2 separate regions of the Homo sapiens genome follow, and region 2 is linked to region 1. A link is an interaction called in ENCODE POLR2A ChIA-PET data of the cell type or tissue named here. Cell type or tissue: Panc1. All regions are shown on one strand. Each heading gives the region's core, and the rest is flanking DNA. Links, peaks and the distances in the headings are about the cores only.

Evidence for each region. ChIA-PET counts read pairs that join two places held together with the same protein. Peaks named below come from ENCODE experiments on the same cell type or tissue, not always from the same donor. Only the 100,000 strongest peaks of a DNase experiment are listed, where the experiment ranks them.
Region 2: POLR2A ChIA-PET joins it to region 1 with 6 read pairs; 2 of 35 experiments call an interaction of 5 or more read pairs at or near these places.

What each region holds. Positions count from the first base shown.
Region 1 is chr10:22,797,695-22,814,538 of GRCh38, reverse strand. No RefSeq gene overlaps it. Among named protein-coding and RNA genes, the nearest start is that of PIP4K2A, 92 kb to the right of the region's middle. RefSeq lists enhancers at 2,883-3,472, 3,473-4,063. In Panc1, for the core only: no CTCF peak of the experiment used is centred there; a DNase peak (open chromatin) is centred at 9,138; H3K27me3 peaks cover 279 bases.
Region 2 is chr10:22,937,442-22,954,285 of GRCh38, reverse strand. ARMC3 (armadillo repeat containing 3) reads right to left here. Exons shown (of 19, transcript NM_173081.5): 3 at 8,025-8,142. Among named protein-coding and RNA genes, the nearest start is that of ARMC3, 18 kb to the right of the region's middle. In Panc1, for the core only: no CTCF peak of the experiment used is centred there; no DNase peak of the experiment used is centred there.

The sequences.
Region 1 (16,844 bases), core at 6,772-11,771:
CACTAGTGCCTATGGAAAAATCTTCCTCCAGGATAGAGGAACAAACTAAATGACACCTCCTCTAGGCAGTTCCAAATAGACCCAAGAAGGTGAGACATTCTGCAGTTCATCTGGCCATGGTAGATGCTCAGATACACACTGTCTCTTCAATAAGACAATATCATGAAGAAAAAGACTCTGCTGTATGAAATAGTGTCTATGATATATAACAGGGGCATTTCGTGGTCCTGGGTTAGAACCTTACCTGGACAAGGCAGGAATAAAGGAATTTTTTAGGAGAAAGGTGAGAAGAAAACTTACGGACAGGAAAAGTTGGAGACTGCTCACTTAAAGAAGTAACTAACAGGCCAACACATGCAGTATGATCTCCTAGGAAAAGAGATTTGGAAGGATAAACGCTAAGAATGTAATAGTTATAATCAATGGGTCACAGGTCTCTTCATTATCTTATATTTGGTTTCTCTGCATTTTCTTACATTCTACAATCTACCCATACTGCTTCTATAATAATAAAAGGTTTTTAAAAATTTTTTTAATTTTTATTTTTTTACAAACAAGGTCTTGCTATGTTGCCTAGGCTGATCTCAAACTCCTGGGCTCAAGTGATCCTCCTGCCTCGGCCTCCCAAAGTGCTGGGATTATAGGCATGAACCACTGCACCCTGCCAGCAGTTATTATTTTTAAGAGATACAAATCTCCCTGTATTCCCAGCTCTCCTATCCCTGACCCATACCTGCTCACACTCCCACATTACATGTTAATTACACAAAGGAGTCCAGCCAGGGAGCTGGGAGAAATCCTAGGTATTTCACTTTCCCTCACCCACCACAGATTTTACCACCTAAATATTTCTCCAATCTGTTCATTTCTCTTCTCTACTACCATTGACTTTGATCCAAGCTTATTACCTTTCACTGAGTGTGAAGAGTTTGTTTTCCAGCCAATCTCCCTGCCTCTCATCAGGTTCTCTTCTCCACCAGAGTGAGTTAAAATGGCAACATCATTCTCTTACTTATAATCCTTCAGTGGCTCACCATAAGATATGGTCCATGCTCACTATGGATGGGCTGGAGATCTCTTCAGGACCCTGCCCATGGGGATGTCTTTCATCATACCTTGCTCCACACTGTCCTAAGCTCTAGCATTACGGAGCTCCACGTAGCTCCCAGCACACTTTACACCCTGCTCTTTTTCTCAAGTGTTTCCCTATGCATAGAAAACCCACCTCTCTCTCCTTTGAATGTCCTCTTCTTTCCCTTACCTACAGATGGCAAATTCTTATAATCCCTCAAGTATTATTTCTCCAGCAACCCTTCCCTGACAGGCCCTGGCACTTAGGCTGAGTGTCCCTCTTTATGTGTTCGAGGTACTGTGAAGACTTCAGCTCTTGCAGTTACCATTGGCCTTGTTGTATGGAAATCATCTGCTGATGTGTCTATATCTGTCACTCAACCAGAGGTTATTCCCAACAAAGACCGTGAAGCATCTTATTCACAGACATGGCAGGTACACAACACACATTTCAAAAGCTGACATTGGCCAGATGCAGTGGCTCACGCCTGTAATCCTAACAGTTTAAGAGGCTGAGGCGGGAGGATCGCTTGAGGCCAGGAGTTTGAGACCAGCTTGCGCAACATAGTGAGACCCTATCTCTACAAAAATAAGACAAATTCAGAAAAGCATGGTGGCACATGCCTGTAGTCCCAGCTACTCAGGAGGCTGAGGTGGGGGAATCACTTGAACCCAGGAGTTCAGGGCTGCAATGAGCTGTGACTGCGCCACTGCACCTCATTCAGCCTGGGCAACAGAGTGAGACCGTGTCTCAAAAAAAAAAAAAACATCTAAACGGTGTGACTGATCAGTGAGCTCCTTTGGCAGTGAGTTTCCTTAGTCTTCAGCCAGCTGCCACCATGTCCCAGAGCATGCCCAAGAAGCAGCACCAGGGCTGCAGACAGGAAACCTGCCCTTAGAAAGAATAACGCCCACTAAGAGATGAGAAGGGCCATCTCTGTGTCTTGCTGGATTGTGAAGTGATTGGAAAGCCATCAGCCTCCTGGGTTCCAGATGCCTACCTGAGCCAACTCCTGGGATGTAGTTGTTTCCACCTGACTTCCTACCTGCCAGACCCTTTTCTCCTTCTTGCCATAGATAGATACAGATTCTCTATAGCTTTCCAAATGTTATCTACCCTAGAATTTGACCCACTTTATTCAAACTTCCTATGCTCTAGTTTAGTCCCTAAGATGGGCTCTGGGACAGCACAGAGCCTACTGGCCAGTTGCTCGCCTGCTTTTGCCTAAGCATCGCTAAGACGGTAAGCCTTCAATATCCAACTGTGTACATCATAACCTCTCCAAGGACAGGGCCTCAGCTTTTCTATGTCTTTGTCTTCCTAACCACTCTTAGCTCAGGCCTTTGCCTGTAATAAGCACTCAGACCATCTTTGTGGATTCAGTCACTTCCTGAATATTTTTTTCAAGACACTCATAGTTTCATAATTTATCTGCTAACAATATTTTTAACTTTTCAAGAATAGCACTGTCTATTCATCAGTTAATATCTTTCAACATATCTCCATCTTCAGATGGTTTTATTTTTATTATTTATTGTTTGTTTGTTTTTGAGACAGAGTCTCACTCTGTTGCCCAGGCTGGAGTGCAGTGGCATGATGTCAGCTCACTCAGCCTCTATCTCCCGGGTTCAAGCAATTCTCCTGCCTCAGCCTCCCAAGTAGCTGGGATTACAGGCACCTGCCACTACGCCCACCTAATTTTTGTATTTTTAGTAGAGACAGGGTTTGACCATGTTGGCCAGGCTGGTCTTGAACTCCTGACCTCAGATGATCCACCCACCTCAGCCTCCCAAAGTGCTGGGATTACAGGCATGAGCCGCCATGCCCGCCTTGGATGGTTTTAAAGTCTACTCCCAATCCTCTTCATCTATATAATCTCCATTAATTCAATTGTTCTCTGATTTATCTTAGTATTTGGAGCACATTTTAAAGCAACTTTTGTAGAAATCACACTGGGATCATCTATATTCCAGAAATAAGCATATTTGACATTTTTTAAATTAACTTCTACTAGATTACTAAATTCTCTTTTTTTTTCTGCCAAGTTCTCTAGATGTTGCTTCAGTATCTCACATTCCACTGTTGGGGAGGAGACATCTCAAGCTAAGCTGGCTTTAGTTCTCGTGGTGGTAATATCTTCCTAAGCCTTCCCTTCTCCTACTTCATGGAATGATAGACTGAGTGTCAGCCACGTGGCCAGGCTGGGGCCGAGATTTCCTAGGCCAGAGTCCACTAAGTGCTGGTTTAGCGTTGAAATGCTGAGAAGAGAGAATAGGAGCACCTGGAGAGAGAAAGCAGGGGCCCAGGCTGGGATCCAGGAGCCAGATGTCTCAAAGTCTGGAAGAGGAAAACATGTGGAAAAGCAGGGCAAAATCTGGCTTACCACCCAGCCTGGCAGGGCCAGGAAGGCATCCTAGTCCTTCATTTCCTGAGCCAGCAGGTACATGAGACAAAAGTGGAGGAGCCATCCTCAATTCAAAGGCTGTGGAGTTAGAGAGATTAAGATCCTTTATAAATTTAAACGTTTAACTACAACACTGCTGTGGTTTGGTTTGTCCCTACCAAAACTCATGTTGAAATTTGATCCTCAATGTGGCAGTGCTGGGAGGTGTTTGAGTCATGCCGGGAGGGGACTTATCCCTCAATAATAGATCAATGCCCACTAATGCCCTCCTGCTGGGGTGAATTCTCACAGGAGTGGATTGGTTCCCATGAAAGCAGATCGTTAATGAGTCTGGCTTCCTCAGTCTAACTCTCTTGCTCACTCTCTTGCCATAGGATGTCTTTGCCCACTCCAGCTTCCTTTCCACTGTCCACTATGAGTGGAAACAGCCAGAGGCCCTTACCAGATATAGATGTGCAGTCTCGAACTTTGCAGTCACCAGAATCATGAGCTAAAAAGCTTTTTTATTCTTTATAAATTACCCAGTCTCAGGTATTGTTATAGCAATACAAAATGTATTAAGACAAATAGGTACTTCATTTTTTCATTCTTTGTAACATGTGGTATATTTTCTCTTTTTCTATTCCTTATCTCTGCCCTGCTTATGATTACCCACCTCAAGCCTTTGTTCTTGGATTTTAGATCTAAATTTTAAATGTTTTTAGATTTATAAAAGATTTGTTTCCCTGCTCACTTTCATTTATCATTTCTGATTATTTGGTCTATTTACTTTTTTAATAACAATAGTTTACAGATTGGCAGCACTCCATAATCTATTTTTTAAATCTGTCTCTTTATTAAAAATATTTGCTTCAGAATGCAACGAAAACAAAAATAAATAGATGGGACCTAATTAAACTAAAAAGCTTCTGCACAGCAAAAGAAATAATCAGCAGAGTAAACAGACAACCCACAGAGTGGGAGAAAATATTTGCAAACTATGCATCTGACAAAGGACTAATACCCAGAATCTACAGGGAACTCAAACAAATCAGCAAGAAAAAAAACAAATAATCACATCAAAAAGGTGGCTAAGGACATGAATAGACAATTCTCAAAAGAAGATATACAAATGGCCAACAAACACATGAAAAAATGCTCAACATCACTAATTATCAGGGAAATGCAAATCAAAATCACAATGAGATATCACCTTACTCCTGCAAGAATAGCCATAATTTTAAAAAATCAAGAAATAACAGATGTTGGCAGCGAGGTGGTGAAAAGAGAACACTTTTACACTGCTGGTAAGAACGTAAACTAGTACAACCACTATGGAAAACAGTATAGAGGTTCCTTGAAGAACTAAAAGTAGAACTACTATTTCATCCAACAATGCCACTACTGGGTATCGACCCAGAGGAAAAGAAGTCATTATATGAAAAAGAAACTTGCCGAGTGTGGTGGCTCACACCTGTAATCCCAGCACTTTGGGAGGCTGAGGTGGGCAGATTACTTGAGGTCAGGTGTTCAAGACCAGCCTGGCCAACATGGTGAAACCCAATCTCTACTAAAAATACAAAAAATTAGCCACACATGGTGGCACACGCCTGTAATCCCAACTACTTGGGAGTCTGAGGCAGGAGAATGGCTTGAACCCAGGAGGTGGAGGTTGCAGTGAGTTGAAATTGCACCATTGCACTCCCAACTGGGTGACAGAGCAAGACTTCATCTCGTCAAAAAAAAAAGAAAAAGAAAAAGAAACTGCACACTCATGCTTATAGCGGCACAATTCACAATTGCAAAACTATGAGACCAGCCTAAATGCCCATCAGCCAACAGTGAATAAAGATAATGTATTATCTATGATACCATGGAATACTACTCAGCCATAAAAAGGAACAAAATAGTGGCATTCGCAGAAAGCTGATTGGAGTTGGAGACTATTATTCTAAGTGAAGTAACTCAGGAATGAAAAACCAAACATTTTACGTTCTCGCTTATAAGAGGGAGCTAAGCAATAAGGACACAAAGGCATAAGAATGATATAATGGGCTTTGGGGCCTGGAGTGAGGGCAAGAAGGATGGGAGTGGGGTGAGGGATAAAAGACTACACATTAGGTACAATGTGCACTGCTTGGGTGATGGATGCACCTAAACCTCAGAAATCACCACTAAAGAACTTTTCCATGCACCAAACACCACCTGTTCTCCCCAAACTATTGAAATTTTAAAAGAGAACAGTAGAGCAGGTAATTACGTATAAAAACAATATAAAACAAACAAAATACCAAAACAGCCTACCTCCTAGGATTGTTATGAAGATTTATTGAAATAATATATATGAAGTGCTCCAAGCCTGGCATATAGTAAGTACTCAATAAATACTCTTTTTAATGTAAATAAATAAATAAAAAATATTTACTTCAGAAGAAAACACAGGAAAATATTCTTGTGGCTTTGGGTTAGGGCAAAGATTTTTTAGATGGGGGATAAAAAGCACAAACTATAAAGGAAAAAAACCTGTTAAATTGAACTCCATCAAAGTTAATAATGTTTGCTTCTTGAAAAATACCATTAAAAAATGAAAAGACTTCATTTTGGGAGGCCAAGGCGGCCAGATCACTTGAGGCCAGGAGTTTGAGACCAGCCTGGTCAAGATAGTGAAACCCCGTCTCTACTAAAACTACAAAAATTAGCTGGGCATGGTGACACATGCTTGTAATCCCAGCTACTTGGGAGGCTGAGGCACGAGAATCACTTGAACCCAGGAGGCAGACATTGCAGTAAGCTGAGATGGCACCACAGTGAGCTGAGGGTGCACTCCAGCCTGAGTGACAGAGCAAGACCCTGTCTCAAAAATAGAAAAGAAAAAAAGAAGAGACAAGCCATGGATTGGAAATCTGTATTTATATATGAATATAAAATAAACATAGATATGACAAAAGATTTGTACCCCGAATATAAAAAGAACTCTTAAAACTCAAGAAGAAGAATACAAATAATCCAAATGGAAAAAATGGGCAAAAAAAGTTTTGACTACACATTTACGAAATAAAAATAAATGAATGGCCAAGAAGCACACAGAAAGATGTTTATTTAATATCATCAATCAGTAGAGAAATACAGATTAAATCTAAAATTAGACAACAAAATGCATCCATTAAAATGGCTAAAATTAAGATAACACCAAGGGTACATGAGGATGTGGTGTGACTGGAACCCTCATCTATTGATGGTAAGAATGCAAAATGCTGCAAATCTTTGGAAAAACAGTTTGACAGTTTCTTTAAAGTTTAAATATGCATTTACCATATGCATGTACCAACATACCAATGTACCGACATTTTCATCCCTGGATACCTACCCAAAAGAAATGGAAACATATGTTCACGTAAAGACTTTCATGTGAATGCTCACAGTAGCGTTATTCATAATAACCTCCAAAATGGAAACAGCCCAAATGCTTACCTATGAATAAACAAAATGTGATGTATCCATACAAGGGACCCAGCAATAAAAAGAAATGAACTACTAAAATGAACAACATGAATGAATCGCAAAAACACTTCTGCTAAGTGAAAGAAACCAGACACAAAAGAGTATATATTGTATGACTTCATTGATAAACACTTCTATAAAAGCAAAACTACAGTGACGGAAAGCAGATTACTAGTTTCCTTGGGCTAAGGACTGAAGTGGGGGTAGAGACTTACTGCAGAGGGGCTCAAAGGAAGGTCTGAGAGTGATAAAACTGTTGGAAACCTTCTTGTGATTATAGTTGCACAACTGTGTGCGTTGACCAAAACTCATCCAACTGTATACGTAAAATGGACAATTGTAAATGACTTAGAACTCAATGAAGTAAAAAAAAAAAAAAAAATTCCTTCACAATCTAAATCATTTCCTTAAGCTAGTTATCTACACATGGTAGAGTTTTCTACAGTGTTAAGTCTGCTTTTTATTGCTTTTGATTAAAGTTTGATCTCTGTGTGTGTGTGTGTATGCATGTGTGTGTTCCAAATATCCTCTTTCATTGAGAACTAAAAGTATTAACTAAATTATTCTTCTGTTTCATGAACAAGTCTGTGTCATAGGGGGAAAGGTTTTTCTCTAAGCATTTATAAATTTACTGGAGAATTTTTCCAGAATTCCATTTGTTTTCTCTTTTCTCATTCTAGAGCTTGATGTGTTGCTCTTTGATAACTATGAGAGGCTCTCATAGTTGAAAGGCTCTCTCCAAAGCCTGCAAGTTTGGAAGGAAAGGCTGAGGGCGCATGGAGGAGTAGGTCTGTGAAGCTTGGGACTAAAGAACACCAAGCAGAAAGCAGGCCCAGGCTGGAGGATGGGACACCACTCCCCTGAAAATGGACAGCAAGACTCCTCCGAGTGTGGCCAAAGAACATCCAAGCAGGGCAGTGCTTTTCAAGACCTGTCACCAGACTCAGAGAACAGAGATTGGAGCTGGTCAAGGTGAGCTTGGGCCAGGGCGGGGAAAGGGAAGACAGAGGCAAGGGAAGGTGCCGAGGCAGCAGGGGCTGCCTTTAATTTCCCCGGAGGGCAGAGAATTGGAGACATGCCTATAGAATCTGGAACAGTTTCAGTTCTTCTGCTTCTCACAGTGGCTACTAGACATTCTTTCCTTTCCAGATGGACACATCAAAGGCTGGGAGAGGAGACTTCTGCTCTTCCCATGCCTTGACCCCTCTTCTAAGTACTCCAAGCACTCTCTGTTGGAGCTCCTGAAATCCCTAAGCAGGATGAGTTCCTTGATGAGATCCCAAGGTACACATGTGCTTAAGGAGACTTGTTTTTTCAAAGAAAAAAAAGACAACAACAATGTGAACAGTGTCCTTACATCTCTAAAAATTTTTTTTTCCTTTGGTTCTCTTCATGTGGGCAATATATTCCTAACAAAGGGATAATGAAATAACTAATTTTCTGAGTTGCATCTTAGGAGCATCTGCTATTAGAACTGGCCTGCTAAAATCTCATTCTTCCCTTCTAAATTCTGTCTTCATCTCCATTCCTGCCTTCTTTCTCATTTCTTACACCAAGTAATTGTACCAGGATGCACCCTGGTACAGGTGCATTCACTGCAATGTTCTGCTCTGGAGGACAGAGCCCACGTTAAAGGGCATCTGTGTGTTTTCAATGCATCTTGTCCCTTTAGTGACCATTCCTCAGCTATTGCTAAGTTTCATTTAATTGAGCTGGAGTCATCATCTGGGAAAGGCAGCGAGACCAACAAGAATACGAAAGCCTCTCAATAAACCTTCAAATGTAGGTGGGAAGGGAGAAATAGGACTGTATTAGAGGATAATTTCAGAAAGTAGGCAGGAACAAAGGACTTGCAGAACAAACAGACTCCAAGAGAGTCATGTACGAAGCAGCACCTGCTGATGACTGCAGAAATGAAGAGACGGTTATTATCTGAATACTCCAATAGACTGGCATATTGTTCTGGCCCAGTGCCAGGCGCACGTGATGATCTGGCTAGGATTATTAGAGCTCTTCTGTTAAAGCACAGATCACATGTGTGCTGAGAATGTGTTCTTTCTCTGGATTTGAGGTGACAGACAGCCATATCACATGCCATCCCTTTTTCCATCCTGATTCCAGCCAGGCAGTAAACCAAATCCTCACCCAGTCTGTCTCCACCATGTGGTTTCCCTAGCCAGCTGAACAAAATATTTTCAGAATGTGGAATGTAAACAAAGTTCCTACTGTTAGCAATTCTGTGTCATTTACTTGTGGTTTATTTTATTTTACTTTAAGTCACATTTAAATTCAAAAGATTGCCAGCCTGCATGATGCATGTAAACAAATCAGAAATATAGATTAGAATTGCAACTGATTAGTTAGCTGTGAACGTGTCTGTTCAAATGGAAGAAGGGAGAGGAAAATCTATTATGCTCCTGGGATATTGCGTCTCCAAAGGAAATTCATTTGTGAGAAGGGCTTTAAAAGCAATGACTTCCGTCATTTGTGTTTTCTACACACTGGTTACTGTAAAAGCTAATAGAATACCTAGGCGGAATCTCTGCTTGGGCTCACGTAACACAGCTTCACAAGGAAACACAGGGAGCAATTGCAAGAGGGAAAAGGAAGACCTGCAAATACACCTTAGCAGACGGTGATCACAAAATATGTGTCCCTCGCACTACTGGAGATGTTTTTCAAGAAAATTCTATTTTCCAGGTTTCTTATTTTTGATTGTTTAAAAGTATATGTCTACAATGCATGATGCTGAATGATAAAGGTTGTATGAACCTTCTGATATTCACTAACAATCTGAATCAAAGTCGGGCATGGTAGCCTCAGCCCTTAGGGAAGCCAAGGCAAGCAGATTGCTTGAGCCTTTTAGTTAGAGACCAGCCTGGACAACACAATAAGACCCTGTCTTTACAAAAAAATAAGAAAAAAAAAATTAGCCAGGAGTGGTGGCATGTACCTGTAGTACCAGCTACTTAGGAGGCTGAGGTGGGAGGATCACTTGAGCCCAGAAAGTCAAGGCTGCAGTGAACTATGATCACGCCACTGCACACTACTGTGGATGACAAAGTGAGACCCTGTCTCGAAAAAGAAAAAAAAAAGGAATCCAAATCAAGATTTGCCTTTGTTTATACATTTCATCTAAAATATCCTCTGTCTTCCAAATCAATAGGGAGCTAAAGTGGGCATAACAACTTTACTATTAGGTAAATATTAGTAAAATATTTACCCACAGACCTACACGAGTAATGTTTTCCTAGCACAGTGCCATGAACTATACATTTTCTAAAATCTTGTTGACACTTTAATTACACCATCCACCTTGTTTATATTATTTGGAAGCTGGTAAGCTAATGTGAAAATTAACTGAATGATACATTTCTTTGAGTTCTTCTTGGTATCTTCTGAATTGTGGTCAAGTAGCAATCCTAGGACCCTAGATGAGCCAGGCAGCAGCAGACGCAGATGCCGGTGAACTCACTGCATTTCATCTTCAGTACTACCTTCTTCACTCAAAAGTAATGGCTCACCCAAGGGGTCTTATTACACTTTCTCAAGTTATAGCAGCTGTATCTTGATTCACAAAAGAATCTTCCTCAGAATAAAGCCCCGTGGAAAAAGGTTGTGTGCCCTACAAGATTAGGCACCTGGAGGATTGGAAGAACAATCACCTTGAACCACACATTATTTGGATCATTTGGCAAAAGGAAAAGCAACTTCCTCTAACGGGTGAGATTTGAAAAGTTTTCATCAGAGAAGGAGAAATAGATAGCTCAAGAATGGGAACTTAAGTCATGCGAGAGGTAAGAGAGAGGATAATCTGTGTTTTGAGATCAGTGGCTCTGCAGATAGATTTTGGTTCCAAGCCTGAGCATTCCTACATAGAAGAGTAAAACTTCATTCTTAAATAAAGCCCTGGAGCCAAATAGAACATTCCTGCAGGGTGACAAATAGAAGCTTAATCTTCCCATACATTTCTGATTTCTTTTATAAACAAAAATTTCAACTCAATCTTTCATTAATTTGTTCTGAAAACAAATCATTTATGATCAGTTGTGGAATATTTATTGTCAATCTTGTTGAGTTACTGTAGCACATTTGTCTATGTTTTCTGTGTCCAGAATCTCCTATTTTTGGCTGTATGCCCCACTTTTTGTTTCTTATAGTGCATGCATGAACAATATGGAAGTCTGACTTTAATTAGGCATTCACTTGTAAGCCACATCTTGAGCATTTCATTGAGAACTGTTTTCATTGTGAATAATTCTTACTGAAAGAAGAGTGTTGCTTAGCTCTAACTTGAATCTCCTTGATCTAAAATTAAAACCATGCTTGTCTATTTTATTATGAGGAGAAACATTCATGCTTCCTACTTATAATTTCAACTTGGCTCATAGAAGAAATGGCAACTACCTACACCCCATCAAAGAGTTTTGGGGAGGGATATTGAAGAGCTTGACATCCATTTGACTGCCTTTCACACATGATGTAGTGTTTCTACATCTGTTTTGCCCAATCGGTTTTGCCCAAATTCTTCATTTCCTGATAGACTAGAAGAAACCATGTTCTTTGCTGCTTCCTGTGCCCTGAGTGTGACAATGTGCAGTAAGACCTACTTGGTACTCCTCCCCCAAGGGTACTCTAGGGACTGGAAATATTAAAAAAAAAATTGGTGGGCCAGGAGCCCTACTTTGGCCCCTAGTTGGAATTACGTATCCCTAACATTTTTCCTGCACTGGAGATTTAAAAAAGCGGGAGAGAAGATTTGTTGATCTGGCCATTTTACGAAATGTGCCTGTTGATCCCCATAAGATAGGTCTGCATTGAGTGCATCCATCAGAGGTTGAAGAAGGTAGATGTTGCAGCCTCCAACATCTAACATCTATATATTGTTGGAGAGATTATCGTTCTTATAATTGTTGTACATGCAAAGTAAGGCTGAGTTAGCCCTCAACGAAATCTTGACTGTGCACCCACAGTGTTAGGCACTTTGTGAGATCCTAAAGAGAACAAGCCCGGCTGGGTGTGGTGTCTCACGCCTGTAATCCCAGCACTTTGGGAGGCTGAGGCAGGAGGATCACCTGAAGTCAGGAGTTTGAGACCAGCCTAGCCAACATGGTGAAACCCCATCTCTACTAAAAATCCAAAAAATTAGCCGGCCGTGGTGGTGGGCACCTGTAATACCAACTACTCGGGAAGCTGAGGCAGGAAAATTGCTTGAACCTGGGAGGTGGAGGTTGCAGTGAGCCAAGATTGTGCCACTGCACTCCAGCCTGGGCAAAAAGGCAAGAAGGGCAAAACTCCATCTCAAAAAACAACAACAACAGCAACAACAAAAAACAAACCCTGCTTTCTAGCCCCAAGATTTATCTCCGTTGATTCAAGCAACTTTACTATTATCCTTAGGCATTAGTTTATAAGATATTTATAATTTGATAGCTTCCCTTGTGGATATTTCTAGTTTCTAAAACATAATTCTGAGTGTGCACAGAGAATTCTGCTAGGGTCTCATCAAAATGAAATATGACTTCCTGATCTTGCAGAGTCAAAATTTTCCAGTTGTGTTAAACTTTAAAAATAGCTTCTTTCTCTAAACAACAGGCCCCTCTTTGGCTGTTAGTATAGCATCTGTGAGTAGATCATGCTCTCTGCCATTCTCACACTTCTAGAGCCATCCAGCTGGGAACTGCTCTCCCTGACTCAAACACAGATGGGTCGTGCATCTTACCACTTGAGCCACCTATTTTGCTATTTAGTTAAAGAACAGCACACAGGTCCAGGGCAGAGCTATTGAAGAATTTAGATTAAATGTTACTGGCTGGTTCACACTGTAGTGCTGTATAGAATTTTGGGTATTACAATGTCTCCAGTGTTTTTTTTTTTTCAATTTTTGGTAAAATGGCTTGAAGTTATATTGATAGCACATTATGATACTACTCTGTCCCAGCTCCCTAAAGCATTTTTCTGTTAATTTGGTTTTCTGCTTCTTCTATTAGTTCATCAGTGGGTAGTATTCTCTTGGGCTGAATATAGTAAAGTGTTCAGGGTGAATGTAGAAAAATTATTGTTCTGTCTCAAAAGCAATTGACACCCCTTGGAAAATCTATCAAGGAACTCATAAATAAGATTCATGTTTTAAAATTTGAAACAGAACATATACCATTCACATAGTATTTAAATTAATAAAAGAATACAGGCCGGGCAAAGTGGCTCACACCTGTAATCCCAGCACTTCGGGAGGCTGAGGTAGGCAGATTGCTTGAGCCCAGCAGTTAAGACCAACCTGGGCAACATGGAAAGATCCCATCTCTACAAAAAATACAAAAATTAGTCAGACGTGGTGGCACACACCTGCAGTTCCAGCTACTCAGGAGGCTGAAGTGGGAGGATCACCTGAGCCTGGGGAGGTTAAGTCTGCAGTAAGCTGTAATTACACCGCTGCACTCCAGCCTGGGTGACAGAGTGAGATTCTGTCCAAAAAAAAGAAAAGAGAGAGAGAGAGAAAGAGAGAAAGAGAGGGATAGTATATTTGATTTCATAAAAACAACCAATAGTCTGGGTTTGGCAGCTCATGCCTATAATCTCAGTGCTTTGGGAGGCCAAGGCAGGAGGCTCACTTGAGGCCAAGAGTTCGAGGTTACAGGAGCTGGAATCATGCCACTGCATGCAAGCCTGAGTGACAGAGCGAGACCCTATCTCTAATTTTTTTTTAAACACAAATAATCAAAATGTAGGCATTCATTCTATATTACGGACTATTTAAAAGACCCAGAGAGAAGAAGATAGAAAAGGACAAATTATGGGGAAGACCAGGTGGTGAAAGAGATACAGAGAAACCCAAACAAAGACAGGGAAAAGAGAGAAAGATAAGCTCAGATAAGCCAGGAACGTAAAGCATAACAGCCCCAAACTATGGGGTTTTAATTTGTTGCTACCAAACAATGAAACATTTGCACAACTAGAGTAGAAGTGAAGAAATTATCCTTGGGGACTTCATGCCAAAAATAGTCGAGAAAGAACCTGAGGGCCAGTGTTCTCCCACTCCTGATTTAAAGAAAGAAATATTAGAAAACAGAACAACTGAGTGGGCAGTATTTAGGGATGAGGATCATTTTAGAGAGGAGTATCAAATAGGAGTTTGAAAGGGAAAGAGTTAAGTCACAAGAAACAAGGGTGTTGCTTTAAGCTGGTTTCTATACACCCTATAATCAGCCTTTCCTATGAATCTGAAGATACACAATCTAAATGTGGCAGAAAACCCTTCAGTGAAAACACAACAGTGATTCTGGCTGATCCAGAGTCCTCCCCCACCCCACCAGTGAGCCTCCCCATGTCACCCTGGTTCCCTGATAGAGTGACTTCTGGAGCCCCAGGCTCTCCTTTTTGTAGACATCAATGTGGCTATGGTAAGATGAGATACAGAAGGTGCTGGAGCCAATTCACACTGACTTGTGAGAACCGTGTATTAGTCCATTTTCATGCTGCTGATAAAGACATACCCGAGACTGGGCAATTTACAAAAGAGAGGTTTAATTGGACTTACAGTTCCACATGGCTGGGGAAGCCTCATAATCATGGCAGAAGGCAAGAAGGAGCAAGACTCATCTTACATGGATGGCAGCAAGCAAAGAGAGAATGAGGAAAACACAAAAGCAGAAACCCCTGATAAAACCATCAGATTTCGTAGACTTATTCACTATCATGTGGACAGTATGGGGGAAACCACCACCATGACTGAATTATCTCCCACCAGGTCCCTCCCACAACATATAGGAATTATGGAGCTACAGTTCAAGATGAGATTTGGGTGGGGACACAGCCAAACCATATCAAACCCATGGTTAAATGTAGCAGAATTTGGAGAACTAGCTATTAAGCCACCATTATTAAAAATTAAATTGAGCCAGGCACAGTGGCTCATGCCTGTAATCTCAGCACTTTGGGAGGCCAAGGTGAGTGGCTTGCTTTAAGCTCAGTAGTTCAAGAGCAGCCTGGCCAACACGGCCAAATCTGTCTCTACCAGAAAACACAAAAATTAGCTGGGCATGGTGGCACACACCTGTGGTCCTAGCTACTCAGGAGACAGAGGCTGGACAATTTCTTGAACCTAAGAGGTGAAGGTTGCAGTGAGCCAAGATTGTGTCACTGCACTCCAGCCTTGGCAACAAAGTGAGACACTGTCTCAAAAAAAAAAAAAAAAAAAAAAAAAAAAAAAACTAAATTGCATAAATGTACAATTAAATAAATCATATTAATAGCAAAGGTAATAAATATTCAAAATTCATCATTTCCTGGTTATTTTCCTACTTTTAACTACTACCTATGCTGTCATAGTTATTTACATTTATTCTGCCTGTTCAGCGGAAATACTACACAATGATGACTTCCCATCTCCATATGAAGTGACATGATACTGGTAGCTTGAAATTAACCACAGTGGGAGTATTTACACCACAGAAATCAGCAAAAGCTACACATCAGTGGTTCCCCACCCCCCGCCCTTTTTTCATTTTAGAGACTGAGTCTTGCTCTGTCCCCCAGGGTGGAGTGCAGTGGTGCAATCATAGTTCGCTGCAGCCTCAAACTTCTGCGCTCAAGCAATCCTCCTGCCTCAGCCTCCCAAGTAGCTGAGGCTACAGGTGCTTGCCACCATGGCCAGCTAATTTTTTGTAAAGATGAAGTATCTCTGTGTAGGGCTTTTTAATTTCTCAAAGAACTAAAGGTTAAACATTTACCAACACACCACCAAATGGAAGGGAGAGTAAACTGCCATTGTTTTTACTGCAAATGTAAAAGTTGCTGTTTTCTATGAAGATAGAAAATAAAGAACAAAGAGGGAAAGATGGGAGTTACCAATGTCCCAGGTGTGCATTAATTATTTTTCCACCGTCCACTGCATCATGTTTGCTACCATCCCTATTGGCCAAAACAAGTCACATGGCCAGCCCAGAGTGAACACAGGCAGTCATGAACACCTTGGGACCATTCTCGAAATCAACACATTGCCCAAAAAACCAGAAGTACTAACATTTTGTTGTTTCTTCTATAGCATTTCTCCAATATCCTCTCATCTGTGGAATAGAACAGCTGTGAACTTTGAAAAAGAAGAATAAAAATCAATGTGGTGTGCATATGTGCATGTGCGCACACGTGTGTGTGTGTTAGGGAGAGATGATTTCTAAGAAGAAAACTACAGAGAATGCTAATTTAAAATGGGCACGACCGAATAGGCACATCTTGCCAGCTACGTATATCATAGATTCCTCCTGGGCACATACTGTCTTATCCTTCCATTTTTCTCCTTTCTTAATTACTCAGCACTTAATTATGTCTCTGTAGAATTACAGGTGACCAATAGATAGTTAGATAGGTAGGATGGATGGATAGATACATGGATAGATAGATAGATAGAGAGATAGAGAGATAGACAGATAAGTAGATAGATATTGTCCTTACATATAAAATATTTTCACTCAGTTTATTCAGATATAGTCTAAGATCTCAGGAAGTATTTGCCTGTTTTTTTTTTTTTTCTAAGACAGTTTCACTCTGTCATGCAGGCTGGAGTGCAGTGGTGCAATCATGACTCACTGCAGCCTTGAACTCCTGAGCTCAAGTCATCTTCCCACCTCAGCCTCCCAAGTAGCTGGGACCACAGGTGTGCACCACCATGCCCAGCAAATTTTTGCATTTTTTATAGAGATGGGGTTTCACCACATTGCCAGGGCTGGTCTATAACTTCTGAATTCAAGAGATCCACGTGCATCAGCCTCCCAAAGTGCTGGGATTACAGAAATGAGCCATCACTCCCAGCCCCTCTTTCTTAAAGACTAAAAACTTTAAAACTGTAGACCCATTAAGTCACATATATATGCACCTCATGAGGGTTGGGCC
Region 2 (16,844 bases), core at 6,373-11,372, 140 kb before region 1:
AAATATATGTCTGATACAGAAGTAAGGGATGTATATCCAGAATATATAATTTCTAAAACTGAATAAGAAAACAACCAAATTTTAAAATATATGTGAACAAATGATTTGAACAGATACATCACCAAAGAGGATATACAATGACAATAAAGTACATTTTTCTCTCCATCATTAGTCATTAGGGAAATGCAAATTAAAACCGCAATGAGATACCACTTCACACCCACAAGGATTGCTGTAATCAAAAAGATGGACAGCATCAAGTGCCAGCTAGTGTAGAGAGAAACTGGAACCCTCATAAATTGCTGGTGAGAATATAAAACAGTACAAATCACTTTGGAAAATGGTTTGGCAGTTTCTTAAAATGTTGATGTACACCTACCATATGACCCAGGCAAACTGTGGTAAATCCATATAATGGTAGCAATAAAAAGAAATGCTACAATATGAATTAATCTCAAAATAATTAGGGTGAGTGAACAGAGCCAGATTATGTCATCTTCTATAAATCAAATAGAGATAGTTCTATCCCTTTTTCTAATCTGTGAGAAAGTTTTTAACTACAAATTTTCTGGATGCCTTCTATTTCTTTTCCTTGCCTGATTGCATTGGCTAGAATCTCCCATACAATGTTGAATAAAGGTGATGATAGCAGACATCCTTCTCTTGCTCCTGATCTTAGGGGAAAAGCATTCAGTTTTTTACCATTAAGTGTGTTGTAAGCCATAGGTTTTTTTTGTAGATATCTTTTATTAGGGAGAGAAAGTTTATATCTATTCCTACTTTGCAGACATATTTTATCAGGAGTGGATGTCAGATTTTGCCAAAAAGGTTGTTTTGCATGTATTAAGATGATCATATGGTTTTTCTTTTTTCTTTTAAAAAAATATATTTTTTTCTTATTGCTGCTGTAATAACAAATCTAGTGGTTTAACAACACAAATTTATTATCTTATGGTTTGGAAGTCAGAAGTCTGATATATATCTCAGTAGGTGAAATTCAAAATGTTGGCAGGGCTATCTGTGCTCCTTGGGAGCTAAACCCAATGGCAGAATCCATTTCCTTTTCTTTTCCAGGTAGCATTCCTTGGCTAGTGAGCCCCTTTCGTCTTCAAAGCCAGAAATCACGCCCTTCTGACCTCTGTGTCCACCATCATGTCTTCTCCAATTCTGACTCTCTTGCCTTCTTTTTTCACCAATAAGGGCCTTTGTGATTGTGTTGGCCCAACCTAGATAATCCAAGGTAATCTCCTCATCTCAAAGTCAGTTGGTTAGCAACCTTAATTCTATCAGCATTCTTATTTATCCCTTGTCATGTAACATACTATTTTCATAGCTTCCAGGGATTCTGATGTAGATATTTTGGGGTTATTTTTCTACCTACCCCACACGGTAAAATACCTTGATTAATTTGCAGTTATTAAATCAACCTTGCAATCTGGGAATAAGTCATTTAGTCATGATGTGTTTGCTTTTTTTATACATTGTTGAATTTAATTTGCTAACTTTTGTTTAGAATTTTTACATCTATGTTAATAAGGCATACTGACTTGCAGATTTCTTTCTTTCTTGCCTTTTGCTGTTTGGGCCTTTATACAGTAGTGGTGGCTTCACAGAATGAATAGGGAAGTATGCCATCCTTTTCAATTTTCTGAAAGTATTTGTGTGTAATTGGTATTATTTCTTCCTTAAAGGTTTGGTAGAATTCACCAGTAAAACCATCTGGACCTGGAGTTTTGTTTGTGAGAAAGTTTTTAACTACAAATTTCAGTTTTTGTAATATAGAGCTATTCAAGCTGTCTTTTTTTAGTGAGCTTGGAAATTTATGTCTTGAAATAAAATTGTCCACTTAATCTAAGTTGTAGAATTTATTGGTATTAATTTATTCATAATATTCCTCTTATCCTGTTAATATCTGTAGGATCTCTAGTGATGTCCCTTCTCCCACTCCTGATATGGATAATTTGTCTTCTCTCTTATTTTGTCTATCAATCCATCTCGAGGTTTATCATTTTTATTGATCTCAAAAAGCAGCTTTTCATTTTTATGGCTCATCAATTTTTTTGTTTTCTATTTCATTGATTTATACTGAGATATCTATTATATCCTTATTATTACTAACTTTTGGTTTAATTTGTTTTTTGTTTGTTTTTTGTTTTTGTTTTGAGATGGAGTCTCACTCTGTCGCCAGGCTGGAGTGCAGTGGCATGATCTCAGTTCACTGCAACCTCCACCTCCCTGGTTCAAGAGATTCCCCTGCCTCAGCTTCCCAAGCAGCTGGGACTACAGACGCATGCCACCACACCTAATTTTCTGTATTTTGGTAGAGACAGGGTTTCACCATGTTGGCTAGTATGGTCTCAGTCTCCTGACCTCATGATCTGCCCACCTCAGCCTCTCAAAGTTCCGAGATTACAGGTGTGAGCCACTGTGCCCAGCCTTGTTCTTCTTTTTCTAGTTTCTTAAGATAGAAGCTGAGATTACTGGTTTGAGACTTTCCTTGTTTTCCAGTATAGGCATTTAGTGCAATAAACTTCTCTCTAAATACTTTGAGTGGCACTTTTGCTGTGTTTTAATTTTCAATTCTGATTTTTGTTTTGATTTCTTCTTTGATTCATGAGTCATTTAAAAGTATGTTATTTATTTTCTAACTACTTAACAATTACCCAGAGTTTTCTGCGTTATTGATTTCTAATTTAATTCCATGGTGGTATGAAAATACATTTTGTGTTATTGGAATCACTTAAAATTTATTGAGGCTTATTTTATGGCCTAGAATATGATCTATTTGGATAAATGTTCTGTATCCACTTGAAAAAAAAATGTATACTCTACTGCTCTTAAAGTGTTCTATAAATATTAATTAGGTTAAATTCATTGATATTGTCAAATCCTTTATATCCTTTTATATTTTCTGTCACTTGTTCTTTTATTTATTGAGAGGAGTATTTAAATCTCCAGCTTTAATTGTGGATATCTATTTCTCCTTGCATTATTAGCTTCGTGTATTTTGAAGATCTCATATTTGGTACATAACTGTTTAAGATTTTTCGGCCAGGCGCACTGGCTCATGCCTGTAATCCCAGCACTTTGGGAGGCCGAGACAGGTGGATCACGAGGTCAGGAGATTGAGACCATCCTGGCTAACACAGTGAAACCCTGTCTCTACTAAAAATACAAACAATTAGCTGGGTGTAGTGGCGGGCGCCTGTAGTCCCAGCTACTTGGGAGGCTGAGGCAGGAGAATGGCGTGAAGCCGGGAGGCGGAGCTTGCAGTGAGCCGAGATTGCGCCACTGCACTCCAGCCTGGGTGACAGAGCAAGACTCTGTCTCAAAAAAAAAAAAAAAAAGATTTTTCACAGTCTTTTGATTAACTGATCCCTTTATCATTATAAAATGACCTTCTTTATCTCTGGTACTACTCTTTTCTCTGTTTACTTTTATAATATTAATATTTCTGTTACTAATGCTTGGGCTTTCTTTTGATTCATGCTAGCATGACATATCTGTTGTCATCCTTTTGCGTTATTTTTGTCTTTCTATTCTAAATGCACTTCTTGAAGGTGGCATGTGGTTTACTCTTGCTTTTTATCCAATATACCAATTTCTCCCTGATAATCAAGGTATTTAGGACATTTATATTTAATTTGATTTTTGATATGGTTAGATTTAAATCCACCATCTCGTTTTTTACATGCCCCATTATTCCATGTTTTCTTTTTTCTTCATATTCAGCCTTCTTTTCTATGTATTCTGTGAATATTACTGATTCCATTTTATTTCTTTCATTGGCTTATTTAATATTATCCTTTATTTTGTTATTTTAGTGGTTGCATTAGGGTTGCAGTATACATCTTTAACTTAACACAGTCTACTTTGAAGTGGTATTATGCCACTTCACATATGAGATCCTAACAATAGTATACTTCCATTTTTTCCCTTTCTATGTTGGGGCTGTTGTTGCCATATATTTTATTTATACATATGTTTCAAGTTGCACAATATATGATTATTTTTGTTTAATAAATTTGCTTTTGAAGTGATTCAAATAACAAAACATATATGTTGCCATTTCTAGCACTCTGTATTCTTTTTTGTAGATCCATGTTTCCATCTAGTGTTAGTTTCCTTCTGCCTAAAAGGCCTCTTTTTATTATAAGTAATAGTGTAGATCTGCTGGAAATAAATTATTTTAGCTTTTTATATTTGGAAAAAAAACATTATTTCACCTACGTTTTTGAAAGACCTTTTTTCTGGATATGTAATTCTGTGTTGAAAGTTTTTATTTTTCTTTTATTCTTTTAAGATTGTTGCTCTACAGACTTCTCACTTGCATAACTTCTGATGATAAATCATCCTTATTTATAATTTGTTATTATCTACTGTCATCCTTATCTTTATTTGAATGTAACATGTTTTTACTGATTCTGGCTTCTTTTAAGATTTTCTCTTTATCACTGATTTTAAGCAATTTGATTATAATGTACTATGGCATGGTTTATTTCATATTCTTTGCACTTGGGTTTTGACAAACTTTTTTGGATCCATGGACTTAGAGTTTTCATCAGATTTAGGGAAAGTTTGGCCATTATTTCTTCAAACGCTTTTTCTGTCCCTGTCTCCCTTTTTCAGAGACTCCAATTACACATATATTGGACACTTGAATTTTTCTCATACCTCATTGAATCTCTGTTCATCTTTTTAAAATCTCTTTTCACTGTCCTTCATTTTGGACAGGTTGTGTTACTATGTATTTAAGTTCATTAATCTTTTCTTCTGCAATGTCCAAACTGCATTAATCAAAGCCTATGTGTTTTTCATTTCAGACATTGAAGTTTTCATCTCTAGAAGTTGTATTTGGATCTGTCTTATAGCTTCCATGTTTTCACTTTCTAAACATATAGAATACAGTTGTAATTAATCTTTTAATGTCTTTTCCTGCTAATTCTAACATCTAGGTCAATTTGATTTACTCATTGATATATATCTTATTATGCGTTTTTTCTGCTTTTTTTCATGCCTGGTAATTTTTTTATTGGATGCAAGATATTGTGAATTTTACCTTCTTGGGCAATGGATATTTCTGTATTCTTAAGATTTTTTTCAGGGACAAATTAAGTTACTTGGAAACAACTTGATCCTTTCAAGTCTTGCTTTTAATATTTACTAGGTGGTACTAGAACAGTGCACAATCTAGGACTAATTATTTCTCATACTGAGGCAAGACTCCTCTGTGTATTCTACACAATGCTCCATGAATTCTGAAGTTTCTGCCTGGCTGATGGAAACAGGCATTACTCCTAGCCGTATGTGAGCACCAGGCACTGTTACCCCAATCCTTTGGGTGCCTCTTGTTCCAACTATTACCCTCACATGTACATGCTGTTCACTACTCTTCTAAATACAAGAATGAGACCCTTTACAGAGCTCCTGAGTTCTCCTTCTGTGAAACTCATTCCTCTCCTTTGCTCTGTCCTGAAAACTCTGAATACCTTTATTTCTCTGGACTTTCAGGTTTGTCTTCTTAACTCAGAGAATCCACCAGGTTACCTTTTCCAGTGCTATGGCCAAAAAGCTCTCTAAAGTCAAAAATCTGAGGCAATCATAGGGTTTACTTCCCTTGTTTCCCGTCTCTCAGTGGTCACTGCCCTTTATTGTCTGATGTTGATGGTCTTGTCAACTGTTATTTCATATATCTCGTTTATTTTCTTCATTGTTTCCACCAATAGAGTAAGTCTACTCTACTTTCACATATTGGGTCTGTTTCATTCATTGTTACAGGCAGTAGAGTGGTCCGTCATGGCCAGAAACCAAAGTCCTATCATTTTTTTTTTAATTTTAGAAAATACTACTAGTATAAAACATCAGACTTAAAATTATTTCTGTATTGATTTCATATGAAATACATGCCTATTTCTTCATGTCATGCAAAAAGAGATAACACATAATTAGATACACGTGACAGCCAGATGATGTATAATGACTCCGTAAGACTGAATGGGATTCATGCTGCCATAGATGCACAATCCAATATCTCCCTGAAATTTGACCCAGGATTCTACACCATCCACTCAAAAAGATATAGTAACTTCCAGAAACACTCTGGTTTACATCTGGATTCCCAATGATGACCTGAGTGACAAAGCAAGGTGAGTATTATACCCTTTGCTAATTGAATGATTTGTTGTTCTCTCATTCAGTTTCCAACACAATATGTCAAGTATCATTTATTTAAAACAAAATTGTCCCTATCTTAGTTTGAAATGGTTTATTAAAAAAAACCAGTTTAGTTACACTAAACTCTCAATTAAATTAATATTCTCAATTAAAATGTCATGCAACATAATAAAAGTCTAATCATTTGTAATAATATGAAGACTAAAATATAGGCATCTTGTATGTTTTTAAATCCTCTATGAATAAACCTTTCAGTAGAACCTGATGTGTAATATTTATAATTTTTAAATGTTTTATGTTTTACAACAATGTTAGTTTTACAGAAAAGTTACAAAGACAGTACAAAGACTTTGCACATACCTCAGACCCAGTTTCCCCTATTATTAACATTTGATATTAGTATGGTACATTTTTTACAGTTAATGAACTAATATGAAGACACTGTTATTAACAAAAGTACTTAGTTATTCGGATTTCCTTAGTTTTAACCTAATATCTTCTTTCTGTCCCAGGATCCTATGTCATTACTCATTATGCCTCCATTATGTGAATTTCTCAAACTTGCTTGTTGTAGATAGCCATGACAGTTTTGAGGAGCATTGGCTAGGTATTTTGTACCTGAACCGGGATTTGTCTGATTTTAAAAATCATTATTAAACTGGGGTTATAGATTTTTAAGAAAAATAACACAGAAATAAAGTGTCATTTTCATCACATCATATCAAGAGCACCTAATATTGATAGGACTTATCACAGTTGGTGGTTTGTTTTCTGTTTTTTTTTTTTGGTTGGTTGGTTTGTTTTTTGAGACAGGGTCTCTCTCTGCTGCCCAGGCTGGAGTGCAGTGGCACAGTCTCAGCTCACTGCAACCTCTGCCTCCCAGGGTCAAGCAGTCCTCCCACCTCAGCCTCCCAAATAGCTGGGACTACAGACATGTGCCATCATACCTGGCTAATGTTTCTATTTTTTGTAGGGGTGGGGTTTTGCCATGTTGCCAAGGCTGGTCTTGAACTCCTGGGCTCAAGTGATCCTCCCACCTCAGCCTCCCGAGTAGCTGGGACTAAAAGCATGCACCACTACACATGGCTAGTTTTTGTATATATATATTTTTATATATAGAGATGGGGCTTTGCCACATTGCCAAGGCTGGTCTCAAACTCCTGGGCTCAAGTGATCCACCCACCTTGGCCTCCCGAAGTGCTGAGATTACAGGCATTAGCCACCATGCCCAGATGTGTGGTGTTGATTTTGATCACCTAGCTGCGGTAGTGTTTGTCAGGTTTATCCATTGTAAGCTTATTTTCCCCATTTCTACATTGTACTCTTTGGAAATAAGTCACTCTGTACCTCTCCCACTCAAAGAGTCGGAAGTTACATTTCACCTCCTTGAAGTCAAGAGTGTCTACATAAACTATTAGGAATTCTTCTGCATAGGAGATTTGTCTCTTCTCTTCCATTTATTCACCCATTTTATTTATATCAGTATGGACTCATGGATACTTATTTTCCACTTGGATGATAAGCCAATACTGCTTTACTTTGTTGTTCTAATTGTTCCAGCCTTGACTATTGGGAGTTCTTTTAGCTTCTGTGACATTTACAATTTCTAAAACTACAATGAAACTTTCAGAATGACTGTTCTACCCAGTGACTAAATTACTCCTTAAGATTAAGCTAGGAACTCAGGAAGAGAGATTGCTCTTAGGTAATGCATTAAATAATATCCTGGTTGTCTGAAATAATTCATCCGACAGCAAGTAAGTTAAAGACTAGGAAGAAAAGTGCCCAAGAGGTAGTAAATATTTTAAGAAATTAATGAAACAGAAAGATAAACTGAAAAAAATCCAAACCTTTTAAAGCAAATTTATAAATGGCTTCACATGCTTTAGCCAAAATTTCCTCTTCTGGAGAATTAAGCATTAACACCACAGTTGCTGCTTTTTTGCTTTCAATCATTAATGGGTCAAACTGAAAGGCAGAAAGAAAACTATCAGTTTCACATATGAGCTTTAAAAATCACATTAAAAATGAATGGGTCTTAAAACTTAAAGAAAATGTAATCTTGCAAAAAGGATGTGGTCACTGCCCAATAAGTGCACTGCAAAGTTTTTCATTAAAAATACATCAACCGCTAGAGAAACAATTGTCAGCATTGGAATGCCTGGGGTATGGTGGGAAGAGCCAAATGTTTTGGAATCTGACAGGTCTAGTTTCTCAATTTAGCCATGTGGAATCAAATGAATTATGCTACTAGAATGTCAATTTCTTTTTCTGTTTGATGAGGATAATAGTACCTATCTCAAAGGTACTATCTCAAAGAAACAAGGAAAGGAGTAGAGGTCATGTATGTAAAGCACTTAGCACGTCATCTGGCACATGACAGATGTTTATCAAATGATATAAATGCTTACTCAATATACACAATCCTTGAATACCTGTATATATTTTATTCCATGACCATCTCAATAATCAATACTTGCTTTCCAACCACTAGACTCTAGAAAAGCAGGAAGTACATATGTAAAACAATAAAAAAAGCAGTAGAAAAGAGCATATAACAAAATGTAAAATTGAATAAAACCTGGAACAGGGGAAATGATAATATAGTCTAAAGAAAAGTATAGGACTCTAAGAAGACCTGTTTCCTGAGAATTCATGTGTTATTGAAATGCATAATTGAAACGAACTATTGTTCATAGCACATAGAGGCTTTCTGTGGTCAAGGAGAAAACAAATTATTACACTATTTTTCTTCCATTTCCAGAGACTAATGAAGGATGGAGTTCTGCTTGGGATAAAGGAAAAAAACTGTATTTCAAAGCTTTAGCTGGTTCTTTGTGTTGGCATTCCTATATAGACATCTTACTATGTCATGGAATATTTTTAAGATTGTTTCATTTTAGGTAGAGAATGGAGAAATATATTACTCTGATTACTCCAAGGAAACATGATTGTGTGAGTTTGGAAGAGTAAAGAAGAAAGAAGATAGCAAGAAACAATGACCTGAAAGGACACAGCCAGGATAAAATTTCCCTTTTGGAGGAGAAATGGCTGCTGAATTTTAGAACGGCATTGTCTAGCACCCAAAGTAAAGCTGCTGTTTTTCTATGGCTCCCACTATACTAGAAGCTATAAAAGTTACAAAAGTCTTGTTTGTTCTTAAAGCTCGTAGACCCTTTTAGAGAAGACAAATCTTCAGTAAAAAATCAGTTGTGTACAACAGGTTGGTGGCACTTGTGATTCTAGACATGATCCAATGAGAAAAGGTGGCCTCTAGCTGAGCAAAGAGGAATGGCTGGGATGCTGGCTGCAACACTAATCATGAGAGCAGAAGGCCCTGGAAATCCACAGAAATCTTAAGGGAGGACTTCTGAATGTAGTTAGGGTTTGGGGCTTGAGAACCATCCTCTTTAGGTATTAAAGGGTAGCCCCAGAATGCCCGAGGACCTCACATCACCCAAGTGACACATGTGGCTCACTGACCATGGTTTTTTTTAATCTGAAAAGTTAGGAAGCTGGAGTATGATCTCTTCCAGATATAAAATTCTAGGATTTTATGAAGTGCAAAACATATGGCAGAAACAATAAATACTATGATGAGAGTGGGGAAATTAATTTGAAACTGGGGTAAATAGAGAAAGCTCCATGGATGTGGTAGAACTTCAGATATGATTTGAAGAACAGATAAAATGGGATGGATGGCAATGAGAAGGGAGGATATGCAAATGGGGAAAATAACACAAGATGGTTTAAAATGGGAGTATTTGTTTATGGTGGATAAAATATTAGCTTGACCAAATAGAAAATATACAACAGGAAGCAGAAATAATATTGAATAATAAGAAGAAAGACCTCAGCAAATGACCTATACCTTTCCTTCTCCTGACTGCTTATTGAAGATAATCAACAAAGGTCCAAGGGAAAAGGATTGTGACTCTGGAATTTTATGTCTGGCTAGGTTGTCATTCAGATGTTCAGGCGTTCACAAACTCAAAAAGTATATCAACCATACACTCTTAAACAAATTGCTCAGGCAAAACCTCCAGCCACAACTTGGGAGGACCAAAATATAAAAACAACTGTGGTGGATCAAAAAATACAGTAAAATGTATTTTGCTGTTTAGCTTACTAAATGCTGCAGATGATGTGAATCATAATACAATTTTTTTTTTTTTTTTGAGATGGAGTCTCACTCTGTCGCCCAGGCTGGAGTGCAATGGCGCGATCTTGGCTCACTGCAACCTCCACCTCCTGGGTTCAAGCTATTCTCTCTGCCTCAGCCTCCTGAGTAGCTGGGATTACAGGTGCCCACCACCATGCCTGGCTAATTTTTGTATTTTTAGTAGAGATGGGGTTTTGCCATTTTGTCCAGGCTGGTCTTCAACTCCTGACCTCAGGGAATCCACCTGCCTCAGCCTCCCAAAGTGCTGGGATTACAGGCATGAGCCAACTCACCTGGCCAATGCAATTCTTAAGAAAGGATTCCTGAAGTGATGATGATTTATAAGGGAAAAAAAACTAATAATGGCTTGGAATTAAAACAGATTTTTTTTTTCAACAAAACAGGTAAAGAAAATTTTTGGTTTTAAAAAAAGAGGAATGTTGCCCAGCTATTATTTATTTTTACATATTAATGTAAATTAATAGAAAAAAATGCAGGTTAAAATGTGTATTTAATAGATACGCTACCAATAAGTAACCAAAGTTCCACACTGCCAGAAAGAAGGGAAAACAAAGGAAAATTGCTCAACTCAGAAAAGGGACAGAAAATACAAAAGAAATTACAAGATGAAAACATAGCAAAGAAAAACCACAACTTCAAATAAAATGATAGGAATAAAATCAAATAAGTCAATGATCAAAATAAACATCACTAGGGTAAATAAATCCAACTAAGGCTGTTAGATTGGATTAAAAAGCAAAATTGACTCTGTTTGTGTTATTAGGTATTTCTTCCACTTGATCTTCCAGAATATTAATTCAGAGCTCTCCAACTAAGGTATAGAACATTTCTAGTATCTTTGAAGGTTTCCTCACACTCCTTTCCTAAGCCACCCTGCCCCCATGAGAGATAACCATTATTCTGACTTTTAAAATAATCACTTAATTTTCCATTTTTGAACTTCATATAAGGAATCATACAACATTCACTCTTTCATATTTGGTTTCTTTAGCTCAGTGCAATACCTGTTGCAGTTCTTTCACATTTTTGCTTATATAGCTAAGTCATATTTCTTATGGCTATATAATGTATTCCAGTATATAAATATACCAGTTTGGGTTCTTTTCTTTCCAGTTTAAGGAAATCATAGGTCACAATGAATATTCTTTTACATGTCTTTTTGTGGATACATACATTTCTCTTGGGTATTTATCTAGGAATGGCATTGATGAGTCATGGGGTAGACATATATTTCCCTTTTGTAGGTACTGTCGAACAGTTTTCCAAAGTGGTTTTTATCAATTTACATTCCCACCAGTTATGAATGAGAGTTCCACTTGCTCTACATCCTCACCAACACTTGGTATTATCAGTCTTTTTAATTTGCCTTTCCAAAGCTCTTCAATCATAGTTTTAAATCCATCTGCTTTTCATAGTTATTGTAGCTGGAGAAATGCCTGCTGCTGCCTGCTACCACTATATCCTAGGCAGAAGAGAAGTGTTCTCATTACTTTTGAAAGTTCTCTCCTGTCTCTTTTACTAATTCTGACTCAGTAGCATCCATCTATCATTCAGCTTTGTCTTCTGCTATTATGCTTGAGAATACATTAATTTTTCTCTATCTGCCCATAGATGGGTTTCCTGCCGCACCCACAGTGTTCAGGCTCTGAGGGGTTCTTGGTAGCCAACCAGCAAGTGGTGAAAGATACAACTTGACTTTTTCAACTACTCCCACTACAGAGATTCTTCAATTGCATTTGGATCCCCAGTCCATTTACTCCCTCTGTTTTCTCTCCCTTTATCAGCTTTCTCCCTTATTCCCCTCTTAAGTTGCTTAGATTGCATGTTCTATTATCTGAATAACACTTCTGCTAAAGCATAAACCTCCTTGTCTCTCTGTCTTTTCATCAGATGAATCTTCTCAAACCCAAACCACAAGTGAACACTAGTATTTTCTTCTTTGCATTTATACCCAAGTGTCCAACCATTCTCAAAGAATGTTAAACTAGAAGAAAATTAGTATCATTATAAATTCATGACCAGCAATTGAGAGGGCCTCACTGCAAACCAGGTTTCTACATTTCTTTTGTAAACTTGATTTTTCCTTCTCAAAAGAACAAAATTATTTCAAACATTTCTACTATCCTTGAACATTTAACACTCTTACTTCCCCCTTTCTTTCCTCCTCACCCAGCAAAATTTTCAGAAAAAATAAAGTTACCAGATGGAAACTCCATCAACTTCCAACTTGCAGATTCAAATCTACCTATATCTGCACATGTTCTATTACATCAGAGAAAATATCCAAGGCCAATCCCTAATAGGTGCTTTGGCTTTTTAACTCATTCACCTTCATTAATTCATTTATTTAATAAACATTTATTGAATCCCTATTAAGTGCCAGACGCTAAGAATAGCACATTAGATAACTCAATCTCCTATTCTCACAGAATGGACACATTCTCATCTTACTTTATATTATTAATAATCTCTTCTGTCTCATGAGTAGTCAACTCCTCCCTGTCAACTAAATTCTTCCTTTACTTCTTTTGAATCCAGCTTACAGAGGGCCAATTTAGATGTAATACAATGCAGTAATTTTCAGTGTAAGTTTGATGAGTTTTGAGGAATGTATACATCTGTATAGAATTTTAAGAAACATACACATCTGTATAACCAACCATTCCAAGCAATATGTGAAAGTTTCCATGCCCCACAACATTCTCTCCTGCCTCATTGCAGTTGATTCCCCTCCTATGACTGGTCCCAGACAACCACTGATCTCCTTTCTTCCACTGCAGATCAGTTTCGCCTGTCCTATAATTTAGTAGTAATGAAATTACTACATAGGGACCCTTTGTGTACGCTTCTTTCATGTGGCAGAATATTTTTGAGATCCATGTTTCATGGATCTCATTTGTTTTTACCTTTCTTTTTACTGCTGAGTAGTATCCCATTGTATATCACGATTTGTTTATCCATTCAACTGTTGATAGACCTCTGGGTTGTTTCAAGTTGGAACCATTATGTATGAAAGTTGCCATGCACATTTTATACAAGTCTTGTTATGGACAAATGTTTTCATTTCTCTTGAGCAAATGCCCAGAAGTAAAATTTCTGGCTTGTCTGGCAAGTGCATGTTTAACTTTATAAGAAAATATAATTTTGGGTCACTGTAGCTCATGCCTGTAATCCCAGCACTTTGGGAGGCTGAGGCAGGAGAATCACTTGAGGCCGAGAATTCAAGACCAGCCTGGGCAACATAGTGAGACCCTGTCTCTACAAAAAGTGAAAAAATTAGCCAGGTGTGGTGGCATGCACCTGTAGTCCTAGCTACTTGGGAGGCTGAGGTGGGAGGATCGCTTGACCAGGGAGTTCAAGGCTGCAGTGAGCTACAGTCATACCACTGCATTCCAGCCTGGGCAAAAGAGTGAGACCCTGTCTCAAAAAAAGAAAAAAATACAATTTATTTTTCCAAAGTAGTTCTACCATTGGCATTCCTGCCAGCAATGTATCTGTATCCAACATAGTACTTTTATCTCTTCAGTTATTTAGGTCTTAGTTAATTTGTCTCAGAAATGTTTTATAGTTTTCAGCATATAGGTATTGATTTTATTTTGTTAAACTAGTGTCTAAGTATTTCATTGTTTCTTATGCTATCGCATAGCCTTTTTTGCCATCATGTATCTTAAACTTGTGTTATTAGGTGCATAACACTTAGGACCATTAAAAAATAAACCTTTGTATCATAAAATGTCCATCTTTTTCTCAGGCAATATTCTTTGTCCTGCAATTGTAATGTATTTCATTTGGTATTAACATAGGTGCTGCAGATTTCTTATGATTAGTGTTTGCATGGTATATATCTTTTTTCATGTTTTTACTTTTATGTGTACCTTTATATGTAAAGGAGGATTCTTATAGACAGGTGAGAGTTGAGTCTTGCTTTTTTACTCAGTTGGACAATCACTTTTTGTTGGAATATTAGGTTATTTATATCCAATGTGGTTGTTGATATGGTTGGGTCTTAATTGATCATCTTGCTATTTGTTTTCACTTTGTCACATTTGCTCCCTGTTCCTTTTATTCTGCCTTTTTTCAGTTGATTGGGTTTTTTTAGTATCCCATTTTACCTCCTCTATTAGCTTATTAACTGATTTTCTCCTGGTTATAGGTCACATTTTCCTTTTTTGCACACCTAACAATTTTGTATTGGATACTGGGCATTGTGAAAATTATGTAGCTGAGCATCTAGATTCTTTTGGGGGCTGGGGGAGGAGAAGTGTTCCTTAAAGGATATTGAATTTTGTTCTGGCAGGCAGTTATCTTACTTATGGATCAGGTTAATCTATTTAAAGCCCGTTTTTAAGCTTTATTAGGTAGGGCAGGACTAGAGAAACCTTTTCTATAGGGCTGGATAGTTTAGCCACACGACTATTAACGCATGACTTTTCTGGGGACTCTTATTAATGCCCCAGGTATTCAATAAGACCCTCCATGCCTTCCAAGCAAATTACAATGCTTCCCAGACCGGTGTGAGCTCTAGAGAGGGTTTGACTTAACGGCACCCTGAGAGTTGTTCATGCATGTCCTTTGCCAGGTGGAGTTCCACCCCATACAGATTAGACTTCAGAGAATCCAGAGGACCATTAACTGGATTTCTGGAGCTATTGCTGTATGTTGGTCTCTTCTTTTTGGTACTCTACCCTGCAAACTGCAGCCACCTAATCCTCCTTGAACTCTGATTTCTTGAAGCTCTTTTATTTTAAAATAAAAACCAACTGTCCTTAGATAGTAATCATCCTCTGTACACATTACCCTTCCTTGTCTTTCACAATCAAAAACCTTACAAATACTTACTTTTCTTACTCTAGCTCCTTGCTGCACATATCCAATCTTACTTTCACCCTCAGTGACTTACCAAAATAGTTCTCACTAAAGCCACCATCTGGGAGCACCATGTCACATGTCACCCAGGACTTCTTGAGAGTTTTATTTCATTTCTAAAGAAAATAATACAATAATACTTGAAACTATAGAGAGTTATGGTGTATTTAATTGTCAGGCCTCCATCTCTCTGGATACACTTTTTATTGTTTTTATTCATGGTGGTTTGGGGGTTGAAATTCCTTGGGCGACTAGGCTTGCTTGCTTGCTTTTCTTTCTCTTCTTCCACAGCTGTTATTTTTCTGAATTTAACACACTGCATTATGTCTTTGATTTACATGTCTATTTCAGTATGTTGTACTTCCATTCACTCCATTGCTCAGGCTTGATCTCTCAACTTGTCCCCTTCTCACACTCCACGTCCTACCCATCAGCACATCCTGCCAGCTCGACCTTCAGAGCTCATCCTCACTCTGGCCACATCTCATCTTCTTCACGGTGACTTCCTGGGTCCAAGCTGCCATTGTATCTTAACTGCACTACTGTGACAACCTCCAAGCTGGTCTTCCAATTTTCATGTTTCTCCCACATTGTAGCTAGAACGATCTTATTTTTTATTTTAAATATAAATCAGATGTCACTACTACTCTCTTTGTCACCTTCCAACGAATTCTCCTTTTTGCACCTTAGGGAAAAATCCAACTTGCTTAACATAACCTAACGTCCTACGTGGTCACCACCATCTCTCCATCTTTGTGACCCCATCCTACACCTCGCTCACTAATCTCCTGTCACACCAACCTTCCTGGCATTCCTCAAACACACTGCATGAGGCTTTAGTTACTGTGGTCTGGCTGGGGTCCCCTCCCAGATATTTGCACAGATTACCCCCTCATTTCATTTAAGTGTGTTTTGGTTGAGATCCCACAAGAAGGCCTGCCCAAGATTCTATTTAAAGAGGCCCCATCACACTCCTTACCATATCATACTTTATTTTTCTTCATTGATCGTATCACTACCTGAATTATATTATTATTAATTGACTGTTTCTCCCACTATAATATAAGCTGCCTTGGGGCCTGAACTTTCCTTTCTCCCCATCTTTATGCCCAGGATGTGGAGGAATGCTTGCATATGGTAGGCACTCTATATTTGTCCAGCAAATAAATACATTTCTTTAGGCAAAGGACCATGCTGTTTCTCTGTCTCCATCACCTATGAACAATACTGGGGTGATGGTAGTACTTGGAAAATGTCTGTAAAGGAATGTATTAAAGTGCCCCTGGAAACTTTTTCTATGCTTGTGGCCTTAAAGTGCCTTAACTGTGTACTGTTTGCTGATGTCAGGAGAGAGGGCTCTAAATCTGAGGTCCATGGAGCTATCAGTAGGCTTTGAAGGTACATTCTCTATGTGAAATCATATGCAAAATACTTGGAGTACATTTCAGAAGGAGGAGTTTCCACAGATCCCAACCTACCTTCATAAGGTTCCTTGATTGCCCCGCAAACTCCTAAGAACCACAGCCTTAGATCATCTTCACCACTTAGGGCACTTCCCCTCATGTCCCAGCTGGCCATCTTCTCCACCAACCCACATCTAAAACAGATTTCCCTTCCCTCT